Regions from separate parts of the Mus musculus genome. Here region 2 is linked to region 1. The links are chromatin contacts, found by Hi-C in ENCODE. All regions are on one chromosome and are shown on one strand. The core of a region is the stretch at or near the end of the contact, and the rest is flanking DNA. Distances in the headings are between cores, read along the strand shown. Region 1 holds the start of Tmem64 (transmembrane protein 64). Region 2 holds the start of Nbn (nibrin).

Region 1 (3,683 bases), core at 671-3,170:
ACTTACTGCTATCTCTCAATACATGCAGTTTCCTTTCAGTTGACGGGTGCATACCTGGGAATCTCAGGTATGAACTCTAATGTGCAATCACTGAATGTGGGAAACCCATTCAGTCTTTTTTCTGGAAAGTCAAAGCTGGGCATGGGGATTCATGTTTGTAATACAGCACTAAGGGAGGTTGAGGCAGGAGAATCACTGCCAGTCTAGGGTCAGCCTGAGCTACTCAGTGAGTTCTAGGATAGCCTGGGCTAGAAAACAAAACATAGTCGGATTAGGTTTCATAATTTGTCCTAAGGCCATAAAGTTCCCATCAAGTGGTTGCCACCTCACCAGCAATGATTTATACCTTTAACTCAGGTGCATCCTCGCTATAGAAGCCTACACAGAATAAACTAAACCTCTGACCATAAGTGCAAGAGTCTTTAGATAATGTGTGTAAGAAGAGCCGGTGCTCATTTTGTTTTTATGAACCACCCAGGTGACTTCAAATAGAGTTCTAAACAAAGATAAACAGGATTCTCAGCTTTTCCAAGACAGCAAACTACTTTTAAGAAGCTTACTACAAATTTAGGAAACTCCAAGAACTTGGGGTCTACTGCTGTCTCCTCCTCCACTGTTAAAAACAAAAGCGATCCATGCTCCAATATAACCAGAAACCTGAATCTGAACCCTGCTGCATTTATGCAGGGCAGAGAGAAAGCTGGGGAAGTCAAGTCACAAAGCTTTATGGCTCAAGAGCTACCAAAGTACTTTTTTTTTATCAAACTCATACACAAACACACGCACGGGGGGGGGGGGGGGGGATAGTTCTTTATCAGGTCTTCCAAGGGGCTGTGTTATATGAATTTGTAGTGTAATTTTTTTCAGGGTGCCATAAAAATGTCAATGACTCTTCTGTCATACAGAGCGCCTCCTAGGGTGGTCACAAGGCCTCTAAAAGACAAATTTGGAGAGAGCACGAGAAGGAGGGGCCAGGGGGACCCCACTTACCGAAAACACTGCATTCTGAAGCCCAAAAGGTATGGGAGTCAGCCGGGCCAGCGCCACCACCTTCAGGCCGCTTCCTCCCTCCACGACGCGGATAACGGCGCTCAGCTTGTCGCTGTTCTGGATCCTGGCAGCCACCCAGGCGGTGAGTAGCCGCTTGCAGACCACATGAGCGATAAAGGTGCCAATGAGGACGCCCACCACCATGAGCCCCATGCCTAGCACGAAGCCGTACAGGTAGCCGGCCGCCACATTAAGCACGATGTAGCCCCAACCGCAGGGGAAGGAGACCACGATGAAGCCCACGACGAAGAGCAGGACACCGAGCAGCGAGTCGAGGCTCTCCACCCAGAGCAGGAGGTGCTGCAGGTAGCGGCGGACCAGGGCCAGGGAAGCGAAGCACAGGGCGGCCAGCACGCACACCAGCACGAGGCTCCGGCACCAACAGGTGCTGCCGAGGCAGCAGCAGCGCCAGTTTCTCACCTCGGCCACCCCGACCACCACGCCGCCGCCGCTCCCGGGGCCGCCTGCCAACGCCCCGGCCGGCGCCGGCAAGTCCGAGGCCGCGGGCAGACCGTGGCGCTCCAGATAGGCGCCGAGCAGGGCGCCCGAGGCCGCCGCCGCAGCAGCAGCCGCCGCCGCGCTGGCCCCGCCCCCGCGGGGAAGGCGGTCCTCCGAGCGGTCCCCTCCCGCTGTCCGCTCCGGTGCCCAGCGGCCCGGCTGCTCCACGACTCCCGTCCGACCGGCGTGCTGCAAGGCCCGGGGCAGCGTGTGGGGCAGGCTCCCACCGGGGTTCCGCATGCCTCGGCCTCAGCCGGCCAGTGTCTCCACTCCCGCCGCGTCCCCCCGCCTGCGGCCTTCCATGGCACCCCGCACGCCAGGCCTCGGCTCCCTGCGTCCTCTCGCGGGGAGGGAACGGCCGGAGAAGGGCGGCAGCGGCGGTCGAGACGCGGTCCCGCCGGGAGTCGGTCGAGTCTGGACCCCGCGCCCGCAGAGCCCGCCCCCTTGGGCCCGAGGGGCGGGGCACGCGCAGAGGGGGCGGAGACATAGCTGGGTGGTCGGTCACGCCCCCGTGACGCCCGGCTGGTGCTGCGGATGAGTGGCGAGGTACCCGCGTCTCTCAGGCAACGGAGGCCTCGGCTGCCCGGGGCAGAAGAGTGAGGCGGAGGGAGGCCACGGGAAGCGGAAAGGGGACCCGGGGCTGCGCGCTCTCAGCTTCCACGGGCGCGCGCGTGCCTGCGTGTCAAAGACCCTTGGCCGCAGCTGCTGGGACTCTTGCCAAGTGCCTCTCTTTGGCTTCTGATTGACCTTTCCTGCAAACCAGCAGTGGGGTGTCGCTCTCCCCCAAAAGCTGTCTGGCGACTTTAGGGGAGGAGTTCTTATCTGTTCGTAGGAGGATAATTGTACCATCCCAGAGAGCAAAGTCTCCCAGTGGCTTCTAGATAACTCGGTTGTTTAGGAGCCCAGGGAATTGGTTGTGAAGAGCCACTCTTCAGAGAATGTGCCTTCTAGACCCTAGTCCTTTCCTGAATGCCAAGCACTGTGCTGCGTAGAGTGGAAAAGATTCCTCAAAAGACCTTTATAAAAAGGGTTGCTGTTACCAGCCCTTTCACGAGCTATGTATAGACTTATGACTGACCCAGTGCTAGGAGAGCAAGGTAAGGAATCAAAGATGTTAGCTAGAGTTCTTATCTGAGATAGTAGATAGAAGAAAGCCATTGACTTAAGGAAAATATTACAACTATGTACAAATGAAGTTGATGCATCAGAGTTGAGATGTCCATGATATCCACCCAAAAGTGGCATTCCAGTGGATGTTTGAAAATAGGAATATGGCGTTGACATGAATTATCACTCCTAGAAATTTTGACATTGATACACAGGCAACCGTTAAGACCATGGTTATGGATGACTGAATAGTAGTAGGTGTACTAAATATTCCCTGTATTCTCTACTCGGTCATAGTAGGCTGACTTCTATGTCCAGGCCTCGTGTTTGGGTCAGTCTCCACGATATATTCTGCCAAGTGACTTGTGACTAGCTTTTAGATGCTTTAGGAACCTTCCAAAATCCTTTCTCTCTTTGCCATTGTCAATTATTGGTGTTCCACAGAGTGAAGAGTAAGAATCCCAGTTACTTCTTGATGGAAGTATATAAATGAGTGAGAAGAAAAACCACGGACATGTGAGAGTTATATTATCAGGGCACTGTGATATCATCACTTCTGACTGGTGTGAATGAGAATAAGTCTGAGAAATTAAACCTTGAGGCATCAATATGCTACTTGGACCTTGTGAAGAGAATCCGAAAGACTGCCGAAATATTACTTAATATTTTATGATGATGATCATCATCATCATCTAGGCACTCCTATTTCCGTTTCTGCTCTGTCATTTACTCCCATACCGTACAGAAGCCTTGTGTTCGCTTCCAGTTCACATTGCAGACTAAAATCCAGATGCGGAGCCCTTAGCTCTGAGCCAGCTCTTGGGCTGCCAGCGCTCTGCACAGGCCAGTCTTGGATCAGTTCACCCATATTTATGCAGCACATGCCTATCCAAGATAACCATCTGTGTCCACTGGGCACAGTGCTCTGGCCACTGCAGTGTAAACTGTAACTGGACGTTTCCACTCTTGTGCCACTAGAATTTATTTCTTGTAGAATTATGAAGATTACATTTTACAATGGGAAAGGA
Region 2 (3,683 bases), core at 631-3,130, 690 kb before region 1:
GCTGACCAACTCAGCTACAATCCAGGCCAGATCCAGTGCTTTGAGTTGGTTTACCTCAACATCTACCCCATTGATGAGCTGTTGGCGCTCAGGAACAAGCTGGTCCTCTAGATCCAAAGATGCAAGACCTCCACAGCAAAGGGCAACAACCGGATATCCAAGAAGATCCAGTATTGATAGTATAGCAGGAGACAGAGGACTCAAACCAGACCAACTCATAGCAATGAACATTTGCAAGGAAAGCTGTTCGGCCAAGAGGGTATATATACTACATGACACACTGAAGTTTTCAGGGTGAGATTTTGTTTTGTTTTCTTTTGTGAGGGGAAGGTTGCAAGGGCAGAGGGTGGAGGGTGGATATGGAGGGATGAGGAGATGAGCTGTTGAAGTGCATGGTATGAAACTCCCAAAGAATCAATAAAACGCTAAAATAAAGTTGTAAATCAGCAACTGGTGGAGTAATAGCAGACATGTGGGTGACCTGCGGAATTTGGAGACATGGGCTTCTATTACACTTGGAAGAGTAATTATCACAATTAGACAAACAGGAAGAGTCCAGCAGATCCCTGGCATCCTTCTGAACCGTTTGAGTTAAGTACTGTCAATGAGATTTCTGTTTGCTTTATTTCATTTTTGAGAGGAAGTCTCACTACGCTGCCTAACTAAGCTGTCCTCAAACTCAACGTCCACCAGCCTCGGCTTCTCAGGAGCTGGGATTACAGGCAGGAACTATCACACTCAGTTTAGCAGAGAGGAACTTGAACGGTTTCAAGGTAGATACATAAATATTCTGTGAGTTTCTACTGTAACCACCTTACTTGAAAACTAATCCCTTAGCGTCTGATTCCGAAATGCATCTCTGATATTGGTTCTAGAAGCATATTTTATTCTGCTATCATGTTAATAAAGTGCTACCCAGGTGAGTACTGAACTACAGCCTAAAAGCACATGAGAGGCGCTCATGTAGCTCGCAGGCTTCAAACTTAGGTAGTTGATAACTTTTAACTCCGGATCCTCCTTCCTCCACCTCCCAAGTGCTGGGATGCCTGCGCCACCACCTCTAGAAAATTTCTATTTTACAGACACTCATAGACTTAGCTAGGCTCAAGGCTAATTATTCAGAGTCCTCTAAGTTGCGTTCTATCCTTGCAGTGCCCCAACCCACATAGATAATCTTTCAGACTTTATCCTTCCCCTTATACTGTTAGTAAACTGCATCTTCTTAAAGTTCCCCGCAAACAAGATAGAGTCGCAGGCAAGTGCATAATCTCCCATCACCAGTGACTAAATAAGGAGACAACCACTTAACACGTGATAACTTTCACTGCGTAAAAAAATGTGTGGGCGGAGGACTCTTCCCCGAGGGGAAATTCTGAAAACTTTAAAGCGGCCCCGTGGTGTCGCGTGATTTCTCCTAACTACGCTCCGGTCTGCGTGCGTCCCCAGCCTTGGCTGGGCGCCTGGGCAACTCCGCGTGGTTCTTCCCCTCGGTTCGCAGCCTAGCTGGAGCCGGTCTAACCTGGGCACGCACACCCCAACGCCCGAAGTACGGTGGGCTGCCATCCCGGTTCCCACCACCCAGCTTCCGTGTCCAGTCAGCCCCGGCCGCCTAGGCGTCCGCCGGAAGGCGAGAAGGACGGACCGGAAGCGCAGGCGCGCTCTACTGCTTCCCAGCCCCCACCGCCCCGCGGCCGCTCCCGGGAAAGAACTCCCCGCCGCCTCCTTAACGCGCCTACCTGGAGCCGCACCGGCGGCCGGGAGCAGCTTCCACATGGGGCCGGCGTCTCAGAACCCCGCGACGTGCGACGCCAACCGCAGCTGCCCAGCCTGCGCGGTCACCGGGCTGCACCGGCGCGGGCTCCGGGACGTGCGCGTTCCCAGGACTCTGACAAGTTCTTCGGAAAGGCGGGAACCGGCCAGAGCGCGCCGCTGACGGGGGCGCCACCTAGTGCTGAAGATGCAGCAGTGCAGCGCGGAAAGCGTCCTGGCAGGAATGTGATGGACCGAACTGGACGCTTTAATCAATGAACTGTGATGTTTAAAAAGCTCGGAAGTAATGTGGATTTTAAACTAGATGTATCAAAGTGCTGTTGAGTGTATTATTTTCTGTATTTTCAAAAGTTACATCATGTGTAGTATCAGTCAAGATGAAGATTTCATGTCAAAATATGTTTAATCTTTTCCACTGTATCCTGAGTGTATTATACCAGAACCATGTTTACATCTTTATACAATGTCAGGATTTACTGAATAACAATAAGTCCACAAGCTTTTTGCCAAGTAGTCCCAATTTCCCTTAATAGTTGACCACTGGCAAACAGTTTTTTTTTAAAGATTTATTTATTTATTATATGTAAGTACACTGTAGCTGTCTTCAGACACTTAAGAAGAGGACATAACAGATGGTTATGAGCCACCATGTGGTTGCTGGGATTTGAACTCATGACCTCTGGAAGAGCTGTCAGTGCTCTTAACCGCTGAGCCATCCATCTCCCCCCACTTTTAATTATGTATTTATTTTATGTATATGAGTACACTGTAGCTGTCTTCAGCCACACCAGAAGAGGGCATCGAATCCCATTACAGATGGTTGTGAGCCGCCATGTGGTTGCTGGGAATTGAACTCAGGACCTTTAGAAGAGCAGTTAATGCTCTTCACCACTGAGCCATTTCTCCAGCACTGACAAATGGGTTTTTTAATCCAGTTGTAATATTAATAAATCATACATTAAGGGTGTGTGTCCATTAAAGAATGACTTCAACTTCTGGGTGTGGTGATGCACACCTTTAATCCCAGCATTCGGAAGGCAGAGGCAGGTGAGTCTCTGAGTTCAAGGCCACCCTGGTCTACACAGAGAAATCCTATCCAAAAAAAAAAAAAAGAATGACTGCAATAGAGTTACAGAAACACAGCAAGAGACATCAAAGGATCTGGGAAGCTAAAGTATGGAGCTGAAACAGCTACAAGCAGAGTAGATGAGCTCTTACAGAGCATGAATGCATCATTGTTTTGATTGTCAGCACAGAAATCTTCCCACATAGTTGTAATTAACTGTTAGATTACATGTGATATATAGGAAAATGTAAGTGATATTTAAACAGTTGTCTGGTTCTATTGTTTAAAGAAAAATAATCTATACATGTTCTGCAGAAATACTTTTAAAATAGTATTTTTGGTCTGTGTTTGCTAGAATCTGGAAACACATAGAATCTAACACTTAGTGGACAATCAACCATTTACGCTAAGGGACCTCTTCCTTTATATGCAACATAGAGAGCTGAGCTTGAAAATTAAGCTTGCTGTTGTTTTGTTTTGTTGGGAGAGTCTCATTATGTAGCCATGGTTTGCCTGGAACTCTATGTAGACCAGGCTGACCTTGAACTAATAGAGATGTGCCTGCCTCTGCCTCCCAAGCACTAGGATTAAAGGTGTGTGCCACCAGGCCCAGCTCAGTTGCTAAGCTTCTTATTCTTAATTGTGCCTATACTGCAATGCTGTGAGGCACTGAAGACTCATTTCAACCACTTTCCTCACCCCAGAAGATATGAGCCTTGATTTAATCCAAATCAAAAATGTCCACAAGGTACTGCATATTGGCTTTTATAAAGCTAACACAGAATTAACCAGTACTTCAGGAACTTCTAAACAACACTCAATCAGGACAGTTGAAGTTCCATTTCAA

The links. A loop is a pair of places that touch in the nucleus more often than their neighbours do.
Region 2: a loop to region 1 is called in a map of T-helper 17 cell, with 2.8 times the contacts of the local background. The contact joins the promoter of Nbn here to the promoter of Tmem64 in region 1. A Hi-C loop is called at or near these places in 3 of 37 maps with a recorded cell type or tissue (T-helper 17 cell and regulatory T cell).

Annotation. Positions count from the first base shown.
Region 1 is chr4:15,264,057-15,267,739 of GRCm38, reverse strand. Tmem64 (transmembrane protein 64) reads right to left here and starts at 1,920. Exons shown (of 3, transcript NM_181401.3): 1 at 991-1,920. The coding sequence starts at 1,788. It overlaps Gm51436 (a long non-coding RNA gene), which reads right to left and starts at 983. Exons shown (of 2, transcript XR_003955370.1): 1 at 1-983.
Region 2 is chr4:15,956,164-15,959,846 of GRCm38, reverse strand. It overlaps Nbn (nibrin), which reads right to left and starts at 1,880. Exons shown (of 16, transcript NM_013752.3): 1 at 1,737-1,880. The coding sequence starts at 1,773.